Linked DNA regions of Homo sapiens: region 2 is linked to region 1. A link is a loop called in an ENCODE intact Hi-C map of the cell type or tissue named here. Cell type or tissue: gastrocnemius medialis. All regions are shown on one strand. Links, peaks and the distances in the headings refer to the core of each region. The heading gives the core; the rest is flanking DNA. Region 1 overlaps LARS2 (leucyl-tRNA synthetase 2, mitochondrial). Region 2 overlaps CDCP1 (CUB domain containing protein 1).

Region 1 (9,720 bases), core at 580-8,579:
AGCTCCTGGGCTCAAGTAATCTTCCCGCCTCAGCCTCAATCTCAGCTTCTGGAGTAGCTAAGAACATAGGTGTGCACAACTGCATGAACTGGAGAACATTTCCTCTGAAGAATATAAACTTTTATCTGTTTGTTTCAAGGGATTAAACTCAATTTCTTTTTCTTTTCTTTGCTTTTTTTTTTAATTTTTAGACAGAGTCTTGTTCTGTCACCCAAGCTGGAGTGCAGTGGCACGATCTTGGCTCACTGCAGCCTCCGCCTCCCAGGTTCAAGCAATTCTCGTGCCTCAGCCTCCCTAGTAGCTGGGGGCTACAGGCGCATGCCACCATGCTCGGCTAATTCTTGTATTTTTAGTAGAGATGGGGTTTCACCATGTTGGCCAGGCTGGTCTCGAACTCCTGACCTCAAGCAATCCACCCGCCTTGGCCTCCCAAAGTGCTGGGATTACAGGTGTGAGCCATCACATCCAACCTAAACTCAATTTCTTAAAAAAAAAAACAAACAAAACAAAACAAAAAAAACACTAAAAATGTGTAGTATCTGTGAGACCATGACAGTAACAGGACACAATTCCCATTATCAATGACAATCTTTATCTAGTTAGGTAAATTAGTTTCCAGACATAAGAAATGCAAAGCAGAACTGGCAAATTCTAGAACCTAAAGTACAAACACTTTAACAAATTTGTTTATGTGAGGAGTAATGCTGTTAATGTTTTTAGTGTCCTTCTGATGCAGACCAGTTTATTTTCATACATGAAGGTCTCTGGGGCTGATGAGAATAAATTTATTTTAAGCATTTAATTTAGACCCTAAATTAATTTTCTGTACAGTAGACTTCTTTTAATCCATGCATGCATGTGCAGAGTCGGCCATCTGGTCCGAGGGTTAAGTGAAGGGAAGGAGCTTTCAATGTGCTTCATTGTAATGAAAATGGGTTTCTGTCTGCATTTCAAAAGTTTTAAAAGTAATATTTTTCTATCTATCAAAATTTTAAAGACACATATTTTTTGACCCAGAATTCCCCAGTGTTAGGACTTGAGCCTACATATATGCTCCCAATTATTTGCTAAGCGTATAATAAAGAGGATCACTGGACTTAAAAAAAAATAGTAATTGGAAGAATAGGTGACCGCTTACATAAATTATGGTATATCCATATGAGGGAATACTATGCCTACATTAAAAAGAATGTGATATCTGTTTGTGCTGATATGGAAAGACCACCAAGCTACATTATTAGGTCAAAGAAGCAAAGGACATGTATGCAATATAAGCAACATTTAAAATGACTATATCAATAAAAACACACGTGGGGATAGGCAAAATATTTTCCTGGCAGAAATAAAAAGAAACCTAAAAGTCGAGGAAAGGGCTAAAGAGTGGCGTGCAGGGAGGGAGACAACAATGTTCACTTTCTGTGTAGTTACAAAATGGTTTAGACATGTATTACTTTTTTTTAAATTGTCAACATGGGTTATCTGGATAGGGAAATAATCAGATATTTCCCCCCTTTCCTTCTCTGTAATTAAAAAATATTCTAAAGGATGTTGTAGTAAACAAACAAACAGAAAAACAACATAACAACAACTGAAAAAAAAAATCCAGCAATTATGCTTCTGGTAATACAGCAGACAAGAGAGCCTGAATTATTGTCCTGATGAAAAACAAGTGAAAAAGTCAGTTGGAGTATAAAATACATTTGAGCTGGCAAAACCAAACCAAACCCAACTTAGGAAAACACAGTTACTGAAGCCAGCTTCCACCCTGGGCATAGCTATAGAACCCCTGTGATCATAAATGTTTGTGCATGGCATGGTACACAAAAGATGGGACACCAAACCTAAAGCCTAAGCAACCTTGGGAGTCTAGAAGAAGATCTCAAACAAGGCAGGAATCGTCACTGAACCAGAAATCATCAATGAACTAGAAATAAACCTGTGGTTAGAAGAGACAAACAAGGAAACTTGCCTATCTTGACCATGGTGATGTATAGGAGGAAAGAAAAGTATTTCTCCTGAGAATCTGTAGACAGAAGTTGACCCTCATGTGGGTTTGGGACTGTATTCGTATTACCTATATGGTCCTAAAAACCTCAAGCAGAAAATTCAGTTTAAAGTGATCTTGGATTGGTAGCATCTCCAGGCAACAGGGAGAAGCTAACACAAAATCACCTCTAGCAGAGAGGTTCCAAAGAGTTCCTACAAAAAAAAAAGGGTTCAAGAAATATAAGGTCAGTTAAAACACCCCTTGCACCCCATCCCCCAAAGAACTAGGCATCATGAGTGAGAACAGCAGAAACAACAAATGACTAAACAGACCCATAATGACATTAGATAAAGAATTATCAGATAATATAAAATAGTATGTTTAATCTATTTTAGAAAATAAAGTCTTAAAAGATACCATGAAAATACTACAAAAATCATAAAGGAAAATTTAAAAACCTAGAACTTCTAGAAATGAAGAATAATTAAAATAAAAAAACTCAAAGAATGGGTTAATCAGCAGATAGAGACAGAGAGACAATTAGAAACTGGAAGATAGCTATAAAGAAATTGGCTGGGCACAGTGGCTCATGCCTGTAATCCCAGCACTTCGGGAGGCCGAGGCAGGCGGATTACTTGAGGTCAGAAGTTTGAGACCAGCCTGCCCATCATGGTGAAACTCCATCTCTACTAAAAATACAAAAATTAGCTGGGCGTGCTGGTGGGCGCCTGTAGTCCCAGAATAAAGATCCTATCAATAAGCCCTGGGATATATGACAACTTGATTTATGATGGAGAGGGCACTACAGATCAGTGGGGAAAAGGATGGACTATTCCATTAACAGTACTGACACACCGAAAGCAGTAGCCATAAAGGAAAGATTATTAATTTTTACTACATTAAGAGTTTCTGTTCATCAAAAGATGCCATAAAAACAAGACAAGCCAAGAACTAGAAAAAACTACTTGCAATACATATAGCTGAAAAAGGATTAGTATCAAGAATATTTAAAGAACCCCTTACAAATCAATAAAAGAGAAACGATCTAGAAAAAATAAAAGCATAGGATACAAACAGGGATTTGATCACAGAGATTCATAAACCTATGAAACATGATAAACTTCATTAAGAAATCAACTATAGTCAACAATAACTTAATTAAACATTTAAAAATAACTAAAAGAGTATAATTGGATTGTTTGTAACACAAAGGATAAATGCTTGAAGGAATGGATACCCAACTTTCCATGATGTGATTACTATGCATTGCATGCCCATACCAAAATATCTCATGTACCCCATAAATATACACCTACTATGTACCTGCAAAAATTAAAAATTAAAAAATTAAAAAAAAATCGGTGTCTTGAAATTCAAATTTAACTCACAACGTGACCCATTATATACCCACTGGTTTGGTGAAATTTAAAAGTTGGATAGTACAAAATGTTGATGACGACGTAGAGTGATCGGATCCCTCATTTCTACTAGTGGGAGTATAGGCTTAGGTAATCACTATGGAAAACAGTTTGGTGTTTCTCAAGACAGTTGAACACGTGCGTATCCTACAATCGAGCAATTCTACTCTTAGGTACACATTTTAAAGAAATGGTGACGCATATGTCAGGAACCACGTGCAAGAAGGTTCATAGCAGTTTTGTTCATAATTGCACAAAACAGTCCAACCACCATTAATGGTGGTATGATACATAAACTGAGTTCTATTTTGGAAGTTTCATTCCATATAATGGAATATCACGCAGCAGTGAAACAGGAATGAAATATAACTTCATCCGTCAGCACTGCTGAATCTCAAAAAACTGTTGAGTGAGGAAAGCAAGACAGAATACCTGAAATATAATTCTACCTATGTAAAGTTCAAACACAGGAAAACCAGACAATATATAGTTTAAAAATACATGCAGAAACGATACATTTATAAAGAAAAGCAAGAAAGTGAGGAATTAAAAATCTGGGATCGGTATTAGCTAGGGGCGAGGTGGTGGGCGTAGAAGAGCGATACACAATTGGAGGGGGCACCTTGGGGATTCTAAGGTACCTGAAATACTCTGTTTCTTAAACTGAGGAGTGGGGCATGTATGTTCATATATAAAAATTCCATATTTAATGTGTTGTACCATTCTTTAAATACATTAAATATGTAATTTTTATATATGATACGTTTCATGGGGAAAAGTACACACACATTTTTCTGAACATTATGAGGAAAGGGTTACAATAGGCCAACAGGAAAAGAATTTACTGATGTTTTTACAATGTGATTCTCTATTTCAAATCCACTCTATACATTTTTTAGAGGGATGCATCAAGGTGGGATTCAGCCAAGCTTAGGAACAAGAGCTGACATGGAAGGACTGGGTGATAAGCATGACCTCACATGAGATGCTATAAAACACTATGGGCCACTCCTCTCTGCCTCACAGGTACAATTCTTAATTACTTAACTCAGTTAAACAGAGAAGCACTGAAGGCTAGGTTCTATGCAAGCATGCAACATCACATGCCAGAACTGACTACGCAATATAAATGGACCTCAAATGATTAAGGTTGACAACCTCTAAAGCATACTAGAAAACTAGTATTCTACTACATGCATTTACCTTGCTTCAGAAGAACTGACACCTGCTTAAAGTTGCTATTCATGGAACTCAATTATTTTGCAAAGCAGTATAAGTGCTTACCTATGTTTAACCATTTTTTGATCATGGCAAAAATGACTAAAGAATCTTGCATAGAACAAGTGCATGACGGCATGTTCTTTCCCTCCAATGTACAAATCCACAGGCATCCAGTAATCGGCCACTGCTGTGTTAAAAGGGCTGTAAAAAAGAGATGGAGGCATTTTTAAAAACCTGCTTTGCCACAATTGTGTAAATTAAACAGGCCTATTGTAATATGCATATGCCCTGAAATGAACCGTATCAGGGAATAACAATGATTTTTTTAAAATATAAGAGAAGGCCGGGCGCGGTGGCTCATGCCTGTCATCCCAGCAGTTTGGGAGGCCGAGGCAGGTGGCTCACCTGAGGTCAGGAGTTCGAGACCAGCCTGCCCAACATGGCGAAACCCCATCTCTACTAAAAATACAAAAATTAGCCAGTTGTAGTGGTGGGCACCTGTAATCCCAACTACTCAGGAGGCTGAGGCAGGAGAACCACTTGAACCCGGGAGGCAGAGGTTGCAGTGAGCCAAGATCGTGCCATTGCACTCCAGCCTGGGCAACAGGGTGAGACTCTGTCTCAAAAACAAAACAGACAAACAAACAAACAAACAAACAAACAAAAATATATATATGAGAAAAGCTTATATAATAAAAAAGAAAAAAGTCAGGTAAGTGTTAATTTATGAAATTATAAAAATGGTTACAGAAGATATTACTGACATATTTCAACAAAAGCAATTTGCATATAAAATGAGGACAAAAGGAAAACATACCAGCAAAAAAAGGCATCTTGCTACAATGCACCTTGAATATCTAGATTCACTTTAATTTTTATTATTATGATTACACAATTGAGATGTCAGAGTTCCTACCAATAGAGGGCAATGTGGTATTTACAATGAAGATTAACATGCAGATACTAAATGTTTATTTATTAATTTATTTTCACATTAAAAAACATTTTTTTTTCTTTATTAAAGTTTGGGTCTTGCTTGGTCACCCACGCTGGAGCGCAGTGGCACAATCATAGTTCACTGCAGCCTCCAACTCCTGGGCTCAAGCGATCTTCCAGCCTCAACCTCCCAAGTATCTAGGACTACAGACACACACCACTCTGCCCAGCTAATTTTTTCTTTTTTTTTTTTAATTTTCTTTTTGAGACGGAGTCTCGCTCTGTCACCCAGGCTCGGTTGCAGGGGCGTGATCTCGGCTCACTGCAACCTCCGCCTCCAGGGTTCAAGCTATTCTTGTGCCTCAGCCTCCTGAGTAGCTGGGATTACAGATGCCTGACACCACACCAGGCTAATTTTTATATTTTTAGTAGAGATGGGGTTTTGCCATGTTGGTCAGGCTGATCTTGAACTTCTGACCTCAGGTGATCTGCCTAACTCGGCCTCCCAAAGTGCTGGGACTACAGGTGTGAGCCACTGCACCTGGCCATCAGTTAATTTTTTTAAAACATTTTTTATGGAGACGAGGTCTTGCTACGTTCAGTCCAGCTGGTCTTGAACTCCTGGCCTCAAGTCATCTTCCTGCCTCGGCCTCCCCAAGTTATGGGATTACACATGTGAGCCACTGTGCCCCAGCTGTAAATGTTTATTTTAAAATAGAAATTTGATTTTATTTTTTAAAGCAGTCTGAAAATATACTCAGCTAGAGACTGTATATTGCTTACTGAATGCGATGCAACATATTTAAGGTGACTTGTCATATAATAGCCCAATAACTCTCACCTAACAGATACTAATAGAAAGGCTTTCTCATACTCTTGGGTCCTAAAGGACACTGGAGAGGAAAGGAAATGTCATTTCCATTTTCTGGCTGGGACCTTCGGTGGGAGGGGCAGCACTGGCTGGCGACAGACCTCTGTGTTGCCAAGGTAATGCCGTCCCTTGAGGTCAGCCAATCAAGCAAACCTTTGCCTTTGGAGGACTTCGAATATTTGTGAATTGGTTCCCTGACACCTCAAGCCACCTTTTTCCCCAGGATAGACTTGGCTGGCTTCAGCTTTGAGGCTAGAAAAAAGAGCCTGGCTACCACCACATATTTGCATCTTAATATAGTTTGGTGTTCTCCAGTCACTGTACCAGAATTCTGATAAAATTTTTAAAAAACACTTTTTTTCTTCGTGAAAAACAGTTCCCTAAAGAAATTCAACTGCCAATCCAGGCGACAGAAAAGAAAGGAAAGTGAAGGATGGTATTTGGCCGGAAAACAAGTTTGGGATATATTAAGGAGTGAAATGTTGAAAGTAGCTACAGCTCAGATTTATGATCCACTCAGGAAACCACCCCAGGAAGAACTCGTGCTGGGGCTGAAGCTAACTACAGTGTGTCATGAGGGAAATGAAGTGCTCACTGCTGTTCACAAACTGGGGGCTGTGACGGTCTCAGGATGTCTCTCCCGCCACGGTAACTTGAGGTCTCTCTCATCTGTGTGAAGGCTTTCCTTTGAAGCACTCTGAGAAAGGAAAGAGCCTGACCTCACTTGCATTCTAAGCCAGTTGTTACTACATGAAATGCACCAATGGCCCCTTATAGAGGGAAGGCCCTGAAGGGGAGCCCCTCTGTGGGCCAGAGAAGGCCATGCTGGTGGTTCCCAGCCACAGTCGTCACCTTGCACCCTTCCTGCCTTTGCAGGGTGTCTTTCACTCAGGATCCCCCTCATTTCTTTTTTTTCTTTTTTTTTTTTTGAGAGGAAGTCTCACTTTGTTGCCCAGGCTGGAGTGCAGTGGCACGAGCTCAGCTCACTGCAACCTCTGCCTCCCGGGTTCAAGCGATTCTCCTGTCTCAGACTCCTGAGTAGCTGGGATTACAGGTGCGTGCCACCGTGTCCAGCTAATTTTTGTATTTTTGGTAGAGTTGGGGTTTTGCCATGTTAGTCAGGCTGGTCTCCAACTCCTGACCTCAGGTGATCAGCCTGCCTCGGCCTCCCAAAGCGCTGGAATTACAGGCGTGAGCCACCATGCCTGACAAGGATCCCCCTTATATCTGATATGAACTCAAATTACAGAATCACAACACTGCAGGTTGAAATTCTGGCAGGGTGAGGGCAGGAGTATCTGTCTCACTAGAAAGATATTATTTTAGAACCACGAAGAATAGGGAGGCATATTTTATATGTAGGCAACAGGGTTCCAGAATGTTTCTGCCATGGACAAGAGCAATTAGGCAAGGCCCTTTTAAGCACAATGCTGTGTTTTTTCCTGGGCTCTGGAAGAGTTTCTTTCGGTTCTCATTCTCTCTCTTTATAAGGCTACCTACTGCTCTCTTTTCCTTAATTTGTTTCTTTTTTTGGGGGGGGCGGGGTTCAAATAAACACATGAATACAGCTTAAAAATCAAAATGGTACTGAAAGATTTACAATGAAAAACAGTGGTCTCCAGCCCCAATTCTTTCCTTGCCTCAGGCCTGTCTCTTAGCCACTTTTAATTCTTTTGGTTGTTTCTCCCAGCAATTATTGAAAAAAAAAAACATGTTTATACTCTTTATTGATTTATCAATTTAGGAAATGATCTACTATGTAGTAAGAGGTGAGGCTTCTTAGCGGTCTCACCCTCCCTACCTGCTACCTTCTCTGTAGAGTTACATTATTCTTTTCAGTTAAATAAATAACATTACATCTTTACAATCATACAAATGCAGTTCACTGCAAGGAGGGTATCACAGTAGCATTTCCTTCTTTTTCCGTTTTGTATTTGTGTTGTACTTGGGATTTACTTGGCTGTGAATAATCTAACTTAATGATGTAGCACTCTCCCTTTAAGAGAGCCTGTTCCGAGGTGCACAGTTGACTGACAGCTTCCAGCTGCTGCATCTGTGGACCCACTCTGGTGTGTTCCTGCCAGCCCATGTTGCTCTCCCAGGCTGCTCCCAGGAGAGTAGAGGGAGGGGCTGGAGCAGAGCCATTTTAGCCTGACTGTAAGACTCTAATGGACAAGCTTTGCTTGGGCCTTCCCACTGGCCAGGTCGAGGCTTTCTCAGAGTTGTGCTGTGGGCTGAGGCTCCTCCACCTGATCCTCCTTCCTTTCCCTTCTCCTTTCACACCTGTCACAGCTCCATCGTGGTCTAAGAGCACTCTCTGCCCACTCCTCCTCTTCTCCCCTTTAATCTGCACAGGCATTTCCCCCCAAGAAATCTCTTGCATGTCTAATTCCATCTTGGTCTTTGCTTCTAGGAGGAGCCACACTGACAAATGCTCAAAGACATCAGCAGGGACGTTTTACCTGTGTGGATTATGAGGGTCAGTGTATCTGAAGTAGTACCAAGCAGAATCAACAAAGGTATCCATCGTGTCTGTCTCTCTCTTGGCTGCTCCCTTGCACCTAAGAAAGAAATGAAATTCATCAATTGGTTTCTTTTTAAATTTTAATGCAGTTTTCCATCAGCTTTTGAGAGAGCTATAAGTATGAATTTAAAATGTCATAAGAATAAAGCCACAGGCTGGGTGTGGTGGCTCACGCTTGTAATCCCAGCACTTTGGGAGGCTGAGGTGGGTGGATCACGAGGTCAAAAGATCGAGACCATACTGGCCAACATGGTGAAACCCCATCTCTACTAAAAATACGAACAATTAGCTGGGCGTCGTGGCGTGTGCCTGTAGTCCCAGCTACTTGGGAGGCTGAGGTAGGAGAATGGCTTGAACCCGGGAGGTGGAGGTTGCAGTGAGCCAAGATCGTGCCATTGCACTCCACCCTGGTGACATAGCAAGACTCTGTCTCAAAAAAAAAAAAGAATAAAGCCACATATGAAAAGACAATTCAGGGAAAGCTCTCTTTTTATATTGTATAGTATGCGATGTTTTAAAGAAATTTATTTACAAATAAAAGTTTCAATTTTCAACAATTAAAAGCCTTATTTTCCACTTCTCTGAATTTAACCTGGTAGAAAGCCTCACCATCCAAAAGGACAAGACAGGATTAGGTATCTCTTTTGTGCCTTAACTTCTGTTCCAGGCATGTCAAGATTGCCTTCGCCAATGCCTACTTTATGATGCTTATGAAGCCAATCAATGCATGAAGACAAATGAGAACCAAATATAGGGAGATGTG
Region 2 (9,720 bases), core at 955-8,954, 380 kb after region 1:
TATAATGGCAGAATGGCAGGCAAGTTCTTGTAGCCACCTGTGGCACAGTATCTTCAGTTGGGAGGTGCACCTGCCGTTGGGGTTGGGGAATGGGATGGTCACCTGCCCTGCCACCCATCCCTTTCTCCAGACCTGCAACAGTAGCCTGAAAGCATTTCCTCAGCTTGGCCTGACGGCTGTACCTTGCCCCAGCTTCTTTCTAGGGGAGTCTGGTAAGCAGCCATCATTTCACATCCCTTTACTTCTCAGAGGGAGAATGAGAGATTTGCCCTGCTGTCTTGACAGGCTCTTTCCTGAAACCAGCCATGGGAATAAGGTGGAAGGAGTGGGGTGGGGAATGGGAATTGGCAGGTCCTGGCAGGTCCTACTTGACTTCCAAACCAGTGGATGAAAGGCTTTACAGCTCAGATACCCAGAAGGACAGGTGGAGGTCTCTTTTAGGAAGAAGCATTTCCTGTGAAGCCAAAGCAGAAGCCTGGTTGAAATTGACTCAAACTTGCATCGGATTTTCCCATGAGTCTCATTGACAGCTGTCTAGAGAAGTGAGTCCTGCAGGCCAGGGCTTCTATAGCATGCTTTTCTGCTAAAACTTGGCACTGGCCTTTCATTCCCAGTGCTTTGTTCTAGAATCATGGCTGCTTTTCTTTTGCCACTAACTCAGCCACATTAACTTCCCATGCCCACACCCCCCGGGCAGACCTCATGAAGCTGTGGAGCCATCAGCAGTGGAACCATGCCAGTTCCCTTTCTTAGAACCTTACACCTGGCACTGCCAAAAAAGAACAATACAAAAGAACAACCACGCCCCAAACATTTCAAATTCTGTGGAATTTAAATCTTAAGCTTAAATTCCAACTATACTTTCAAATTACTTTGACATGAAGGAGGATTTGCAGTAATACAGTGTGCTTGTTGGACCATTTAAAACAAATATGTTTTCCTTTTGATATCCTAGAAAGCCAGCAGCTTGGAAATACTTCATTCTACCTTGATTGACTTTGTTGGTAAGAACAACGCACCATCATCAGAAAGTTCCTGGTTGTGTGTGGAGTTCTTCGGGCGGGGCTAGCTCTGATGAATAGTCATTTATCATGCCCCGGGCACCGGTGTCAGAGCTGGGACACAAAACTTGTCTCTACCTCTTATTAATCATATATGCCTGGGTACATTACTTAACCTACCCAAGCCTCAGTTTCTTCATCTGTACAATGGGGTTTAATATTAGAACCTACTTTATGGAGTGGTTGTGGGGATTTATAAATATTTATAAACATATGCACGGGGCTGCCTAATATTAAGGAATCATTAAATGTTTGTTGTTGTTACTATTTAGACAGGCCTGGTGTCTAGATTCCAAAGGTTTTTCTCCCATCCAAGAGAGAATGATTAGCCCTTGAAATGGCAATTCATGTTCTAGTTCTTTCTTATGTGAAGGTGGAAATGAACTATTTCCAGGTAGGCAGATCAGTGGTCTTCCTGTTGTTGGCAAGACTTACACCTCAATTTACCAGTCTGTAAATGGACCCGGCCAAGTCAATGACACGTGGATTTTGAGTGTCTAAACCAGTTGTCTCTCTATGCCTTTAGGCCTCACTGCCTCAGGTCCACTGGACTAGGAAGACTCCAAGTTTGGCGATGTGACTATCTGGCACCCCCACCCCTCCCACAGCAGGCACTGTTAGAATGAATTCTGTTGGAGGTGACTCCCCACTTCCTGGAATCAGCCAACAACTGCATTCACTTAATAAGAATGGCAGTTTCTGTCACCTCCAGGGTAGACAAAAAAAAGAAACAGAGAGAGAGAGAGAGAAGAAGGAAGGAAGGAAGAAAGGAAGGAAAGAAAGAAGGAAGGAAGGAAAGAAAGAAAGAGAGAGAGAGAGAAAGAAGGAAAGAAAGAAAGAAAGAAAGAAAGAAAGAAAGAAAGAAAGAAAGAAAGAAAGAAAGAAAGAAAGAGAGAGAGACAAAGAATGGCAGCAGTTGCTCCTCTTCTGCTAGGTAACTTGACCAGCCTTGGCAGCTTCTATGAGGGCAGCTCATTGTGGTACCCTGGGTGGGTGGAGACTGCAGAGGTGCCAGGGTTGAACCAGAATGTCCCAGCTGCCTCCTGAGTTCAGCAAACTTGGAGAAGGGAGGTCACTTCTCTGGTCTCAGTGAGGGTGCTGGAGTCACATGAGTCAACATGTAGAAGGGCCTATTAATAGCCAATGATCAGGGCCAGGGCCATGGCTAGGTGAGGCAGATAAGGTGTGCAGAATTTAAGGAGGCACTCATACTTGCTTCCTTAAGTGGCACTGCCCTGACAGTGAGTGCCTCCTTAAGGTTTGCCTCTTCAGTGCTTTGCCTGCCTTACGTAGTCCCCACCCAGCCAGCCAGGACTGTAGGCTTTAGACTCAGAGCCAAACTGCTGCTATAGTTGTCTGCTTAGCACCCTTCAATGGTGCCCCATCGCTGCTAGTAGTAGTTGTAATATGCTATCATTGATAATATCAACAATACTAACAGCCAATATTGATTGACTACCTGGCACCATTCTAAGCACTTTGTAGGTATTAACTCATTTAGGCCTTACAGGAATTTCATTATTATCCTGTTTGCAGATGAGGAAAGTGAGGCACCAAGAAGCTAAGGAATTTGCCCAAGGAAGCACATCTGGGTGAGTGGTAGTGCCGGGAATTGACCCTAGACAGTTTGATTCTAGAATCTGTACTCTTCACCACCACACCAAGCTGCTAAGGTGTGCTGGTCCCAGTGGGTGAAGCCCAAACTCCGTGGCCAACAACCAAGCCCTTTCCCACTTCTCCAGCCTCCTCTACCCACCCAAACAAAACTCTGGCCAAATCAAACTCCCCAGAGTGGCTCCAAGGAAGCCATGATTTTCATATCTTGGCATCTTTGCACCTGCTATTCCTTCCATCTGTCCTTCCTGACAGTCATCTCACAGTTCCTGGTTGGCACACTCATATCCATTCTTTTAGACCCATCTTAAGTCATACGCCTTCTGTGAAGCCCTCCTTGACCACCACCCCCAGATGGTTGATAGCAGACCCTCAATGTCTTCAGAGTACCTTGAAGTTCCCTGGTGTCCTAAAATTACTATTTGGGTCTAATGAACAGACAGGCAAATGTTCATTCAATGTGTGTGAATTCAACACTCGCTCCCTGCAGGGAATAAAGGTTGGGAGAAATCATTGCAATGGTGTGTGTGTCCCCTTGGGGTGGATATGAGGTAGGGTATAAACTTGCCAATCTGCTGGACATCCTGGGGCTCCCATGGTGTGCACATCCACAATTTAATGAAACGTATTTTGCAAACCTGGCCCCTAAAAGCATATCACGACTTATCTGATGCTCAGTCTGAAAAGCAGGGATCTGCTCCATGGATGGAGGAAACACCAGCTGCTGGACTTGTTGAGAATGGAATGTTGGTCTGCAATGTGACCTCTTCCTAAGAGAGGACAGGGCTATTTTGGCCATAAGTGGAACCTGACTCACATGCAAGCCGTGACTGAGCAGCCACAAACTTCTTGGTTTCTGAGTCTGCCTCCCTTGGCATCCTGGGCACTCCTCCAGGGCACCATGCATCTTAATATGTATCTCCTGGTGCCTAGGCTGAGCCCAGCCCTGGCTGGGAGCTGCTCAGTCCATCTTCCTTGGACAGAGAAGGTGAATGAGAGCCGAGTCCCACAGGCAACCACACCCAGAATTGAGGCAACTTGTTCCAATTCGTCTACAAATTTTAGACGGGTTGCCAGTTATTTTGCCAGTCTTTTAAACTGTATTTGACAGATCTGGGAGAAAAATGACTTCCGGTGTTTATCACCTGGAATTCCCTCCCCTACATTAGTTTCCCTTACTAGAATCGAGAATTGCAAAGAAATAGGATGGCAGGGAGAAGAAATAACAGGGATGTGTGATATGGTGATTAATGAATGGTGAATCATGAATGATGATTAAAACAAATGGAAATTCTTCCCCCAACCCTGCCTGCCCAGGAAGGAGCTGGTGAGGCAGATGCTCACAAAGGTGTCCTAATAAGGAGAGGTCAGGAGGCAGGAGAGCTGAAGAAAAGAGCTGTGTGTGACTCAGGAGCCCAAGCCTGTGCCTTGTAAGCTTTTCCAAATGCCCTAAGCCCAGGAGCCCATGCACTGCTCTAGTGAAAGCTTGGATGCCTTTCAGCCCATAAAGCCTCAAAGTCACACCAGAATCTGGAGCATTTCTAAGTTTCTCTGAACCTGGGTAATGATTTTCTGAAATATTAGACCAATGAAATACCAAATTCCTGGGGAGGCAAAAGAAAGAGATGTGATCCAAGCATTTGTGATCAAATGAGCTGACAAGTTACTCTACTTAAGCAGTGGGGATTTTACCACTGTTTTTATTGCAGCGAAATAAATGCCTCCAGAGTGGCAGAATTGGTGGGGGTCAGGAGAGAGTCCACATTTCAAGTATGTACAAGGTGTTGAATCATTATCTTCTTGCTCCTGTTCACCCCTTCTAGCTAACTTATTTATCAGTTAGGATGAGGGGGATCATTAAAAATGACAGCCATGTGAGTGATGTGTCCTTGGCTGTGACCCTAGAAAAGAGCCTATAATATAAGTCATCTCCTCCTGTTGGAAAGGTAGCTAAATTCAGCTTTGCCTATCATGTGTCTTTAGCTTAGTTGTTTCCTCTGAACTATGAGCTGGACACCAGGTGGGGGATTACTCAAGCCCAAATTCTCTGGTCTGGTATACCAAAGAATAGTTACAAACTACAGCTGGACAGTAGAACGTGCTGGGTTGATCATCTCAGCCAGGGCAAAGAAACATATTAAGACGTTAAACATCTACCAGGAGTGAGTCATTTAACCCTCGTAAGGTTTCATCTTCCTTGATTGCAAAATGAGTTTGTGTGAAAGACCATAAATAAAAAATAGAAACAACAGAAGTAGCATTAGTAATTCATGAAGGAAGGACTGGTATATTCAACGCTTAGAGTTGGAACAATGGGCTCTCCATATGGAAAAAAAAGTAAAAGCGAATCCCTACTTCTCACCATGGACCAAAAAAAAAAAAATCCCTACGTCTCAGCATAGACCAGTACAGATTCCCAGAGCCCTTGTTATACCTACTAGGGCTTAGAACTTTATCACAGACCATTTGTAGGCCCTTAGTCTAGGCTATTAATTCCCTAAGGGCAGGGACTCTGGCTGTTTTTATCATTAAGTCATTTGCACCAAGTGTGTCCCTAGAATAGATTATGAACCCAGAAAATGTTTGTCGAATGAATACATCATTTCCAAAATTCTTTAAAAAATGAATTTCTAGGCCAGGTGCAGTGGCTCACACCTGTAATCCCAGCACTTTGGGAGGCCGAGGTGGGCAAATCACTTGAGGCCAGGAGTTCAAGACCAGCCCAGCCAACATGGTGAAACCCCCTCTTTACTACAAAATACAAAAATTAGCCAGGCGTGGTGGCACACCTGTAGTCCCAGCTACTCGGGAGACTGAGGCACGAGAATCACTTGAGTCCCAAAGGCAGAGGTTGCCAAGATCACGCCATTGCACTCCGGCCTGGGCAACAGAGGGAAACTCTGTCTCAAAAAAAAATTTCTAAAAGAGATTATACATTTTTCTGGCTGGGCACAATGGCTCACGCCTGTAATCCCAGCACTTTGGGAGGCTGAGGTGGGTGGATCACCTGAGGTCAGGAGTTCAAGACCAGCTTGGCCAACATGGTGAAACCCCAGCTCTACTAAAAATACAAAAATTAGCTGAGCGTGGTGGCACATGCCTTTAGTCCCAGCTACTCGGGAGGCTGAGGCAGGAGAATAGCTTGAGCCCAGGAGGCGGAGGTTGCAGTGAGCCGAGGTTGCGCCACCGCACTCCAGCCTGGGCAACAGAGTGAGATTCCGTCTCAAAAAAAAAAAAAAAAATACAGATTATACATTTTTCTTTGACTGTCATTATAAAAGAATACCTTGCCATATACCCAGAATTATTTTGGGTACTAACCTGGCCAAACAACAGAGAAGAACTGAGTGGAGAGATTTTGGTGAGATCAGCTTTGGTCTTCTCTGAATCTAAGTTAAAGAGATTTAAAATATTACATATACCTAGGCTTCCCCCAAAATATTATTAAACCATATTTTAACTGTGGTAATGATTATTCTTTTATTAATTTATTACATGCCTACTTTGTGTGAAAACATGATCTTTTGAACACTTTTTCTTTTTATTAAGGTATAGCTTACATAAAATAAACATCATCAATTTTAAGTGTACAGTTTGATGAATTTTGGCATTTGTATACAAGGTGTAATCACTGCTATCGTCAAGATACAAAACAGTCCCCTCACCCTGCACGGTCTGCTTTGCCCCCTGGTACTCCATTCCCTCTCCCCATCTCTAGCCTTAGGCAATGCAGCTCTGCTTAGCGTCTAGCACTGATTTAAAATAATGATCATAGGGGCAGGAATTTTTAAATAAAGGATAAAAAAGCTGACAGAAGGGGAAATGGGAATAAGAAAGAAATTGGTAACATAGCTAGATGGGCTGTAGCCTCAGATTGGACTCAGCTTCACTTGCTGGTGAATTAGCCCAACTTGGAGAGACTGAGGGCTCCAAGAATTTTTTTTACAAATAACACAGTTAGACGTTTTCATGATTACAGAAAAAGAACACAAGAGTTGTAATATACAGCTCAGATATAAACCTGGCAACTGGGTTTCTGAACATAGATCTGGATTCATTTTTAATCTGACATCTTGAGGAACTCCTCAGCCTCAGAAGATTCTAAATGGCCACACTGCTTGAAGACCAAGCATTTGAGCAAATAAAACTTCTGCCCCTGAGAATATATTCTCTCTCAAGCTATTAATTAAAAGATGCATAGTCCCTTGTTCTTGCCAGGATTTATTAGCCGAAAGTAAAATATGGGAATGGTAGTATGTCTATGAGAAATTAAATGCGGTGAAGACAAGCACACAGGGACTAATAGTTTTATATGGAGTTGTTTTGGGGCTTAAAACGTTTTGTCTCCTCGTGGGGATCAGGCACTGCCTTGGTCGTGGGGCTACCACTAAAAAATACGGGCAAGTTCCTGCTGCCTCCTGTAGGAGCTCACGGACATCAAGCGCAGGGTTCAGGAGGACTGAAGTGGTGGGGGGAGGGGAGCACTTTAGGTGGGCTGGTCAGGGAAGGCCACTCTGAAAATGTGACCTTTGTGCTGAGACCGGAATGACAACAAGGAGCCAGCTTTTTCTAGAGAAAGCACTTTTGGTGTCAGGACCAGCATGTGCAAAGGCCCTGAGGTGGGAAAGAGGTTGGTGTGTTCAAGAAAGAAGGCAAGACTGGCCTGAACACAGTGACTAAGGTGGAGAGGGTTACACGCAGAAGCCAGAAAGACAAGAAGTTTTGCCCCAAAAATGGAAATCTAAGCACTCTTGCAGTCATAAAACTGGCCATGGCAGTGCCCTGGTGCCCAGAGAGATATGTCATTTCTGAGCAGTAGTTGGGAATTCTTCCAGTTACAAAGTCGCTTCCTACTTACTCAGGTAATAGTCATAGACTCAGAGCTGGCAGGGAGTGTAGAGTTATTCTAGCCCCACCCCTTCATTTTACAATGAAGGAACAGAGGCCCAAAGAGGGTAAAGTTCATACCTGAAAAACCATTCTAAGTGAGGTCAAAAGGCAAACGATAAACTGGGGAAAATATTTACAGTTCATATAAGGTTGGGAGATCAATTTCCATACTATGTAAGGAGCAGCTGGCCAGTGGGGTTGGAGCAGAGTGTAGAATGGAGAGAGAGGCACAAGAAAAGGGTGACAGAAATCCAAATGTGTGATCACATACAGCTGCTGAGCTGTGGGAATACAGCATGCTCACTCATGGCAGCTGGCAGAAGTACATCCAGTCTTGTGCAGGCTAGCAGTTATGGTAAAATTATAGCACATGGCTCGTCCAACACTGAAGAGGACTCAGATGTCATTCAGCAGGTGCATGGATAAATAAATCATGGCCTATTCTGTCAATGGAATAGTACTCAGCAATAAAAAGGAGGAAACTACTGACCCATGCAGCAGCGTGGGTGAATCTCACAAGCATGCTGAGCAGAAGCAGCCAGCTACAAAAGAGAAAGTACTATAGGCTTCCATTTGCATGAAGGTCCAGAGCAGGACAAACTCATTGACAGTTTTCTAGGACTTGGAGTGGAGGTTGACTGCAGAGGGGCACTGAGGGAACTTTTGAGGGTGAGGAAAATATTTGTATATCCTGATTGTGGTGGTCACATGAGTGTATACATTTGTCAAAACTCTCAAAATGAGTGAGTCCTTTTTAATGTGTGTAAATTACTGTCAATAAGGTTGATTTTTTAAAAATAAATTTTTACAAGGAGGGAAAAAAGAATAGATGGGAAACAAAAGCTTCTGATTAGATTGCTATTCATTCACTAACTGTTTATCAAGCACCATTTGTGTGCCAGCACGATAACAGATCCCGACCAGCTGTTTGTACCAGAACATGGTGCTACATGAACTGTGAGCCCCTAGGCTCCCTCCACAGGATTTACCTACAGACGATCTTCCCATCATCTGCTGTTCCCAGGCCATCAGCTGCCCGGAGACTCATAATCAGAATCCAAGATAGGGCAGGGGCAGTGTCAGCTAAGGAGAAAGTGGCTCTCCCTTCTTGGTCTAAGAGCACTTAATCAATCAAGCAAAGCAAATGGGAAGGAGATTGGGCTTGTTTGTGAACCAGAGCCCTACTCTGACATTTGTACAATTCTGTTTAATAACCAACCCCCACCTCACTTGCTTGATACTGTTTGCTCAGGTGTTTTTTCTAAACCCCAATCTGAGATAATAGCATTGTTTTGCTCTAACTTTCCAAATTCATTGATATAATATGATTATATCTAATTTCTGCAAATGTTTTTCTAGCCCCCACTACCATACGTACATACATATGTATGTATGTACGTACGTGTGTATGTGTGTATGTGCTGGGCATATAAAGCACCCAGGGCAAGGGACAGCAGCTCTTTGCAGATAAATGTGTCTCCCTATGATGGATGGTTTCTGTGTGTAGACTTTGTTCTACTGTCATGTTGAGAAAAGGTGTGGTGGTTACTCTGGTTGTTATTTAATACTGCTCAGATGGGATATCTAACAGCATACTGCTCAAGACATCTAGAATGTGGTATAGTGTTTTCAATTTGTAGAAAAATTAATAATCCAAACAAGAAACACATGTCAGTGACCAGCTGGCAGCATCCTGGTTCTTTTTCATTGCTAAGGTCGGAACTGTCATTTTGCACCACCCTTCTTCTCAGAAAAGGAGGGAAGGAACAAAGTTGTCATAGAGGACATCCTCTCTGAACCAGATTGGGGTCGGGGACCACAGCAGTTTGCAGACCTAAATCATCCTGCTTACTTCATTTTCCTTCCTTCCTTCAGAAGCTTTTGAGATTGCTCTGCCACGAGAAAGCAACATTACAGTTCTCATAAAGCTGGGGACCCCGACTCTGCTGGCAAAACCCTGTTACATCGTCATTTCTAAAAGACATATAACCATGTTGTCCATCAAGTCTGGAGAAAGAATAGTCTTTACCTTTAGCTGCCAGAGTCCTGAGAATCACTTTGTCATAGAGATCCAGAAAAATATTGGTAAGTAGACACTTGTGAGCTGTTTGACAATGTCTTTTAAATGTCTCTACACCTCCCTGACTGTCTTTCC

What was found. Hi-C counts contacts between places; a loop is a spot of excess contacts. Peaks named below come from ENCODE experiments on the same cell type or tissue, not always from the same donor. Only the 100,000 strongest peaks of a DNase experiment are listed, where the experiment ranks them.
Region 2: it touches region 1 in a loop (2.7-fold over the local background); 2 of 110 quality-filtered maps call a loop at or near these places.

The regions. Positions count from the first base shown.
Region 1 is chr3:45,495,549-45,505,268 of GRCh38, reverse strand. LARS2 (leucyl-tRNA synthetase 2, mitochondrial) reads right to left here. Exons shown (of 22, transcript NM_015340.4): 14 at 8,896-8,994; 15 at 4,690-4,827. All of the region lies in intron 2 of LARS2-AS1 (LARS2 antisense RNA 1), which reads left to right. Among named protein-coding and RNA genes, the nearest start is that of LARS2-AS1, 9.1 kb to the left of the region's middle. In gastrocnemius medialis, for the core only: a CTCF peak has its summit at 5,544 (motif pointing right); DNase peaks (open chromatin) are centred at 7,008 and 8,528; H3K27ac peaks cover 2,529 bases.
Region 2 is chr3:45,118,342-45,128,061 of GRCh38, reverse strand. CDCP1 (CUB domain containing protein 1) reads left to right here. Exons shown (of 9, transcript NM_022842.5): 2 at 9,441-9,650. Among named protein-coding and RNA genes, the nearest start is that of CDCP1, 23 kb to the left of the region's middle. RefSeq lists enhancers at 3,084-3,583, 3,584-4,085. In gastrocnemius medialis, for the core only: no CTCF peak of the experiment used is centred there; DNase peaks (open chromatin) are centred at 2,131, 4,081, 4,731, 7,891 and 1 weaker place; H3K27ac peaks cover 7,880 bases.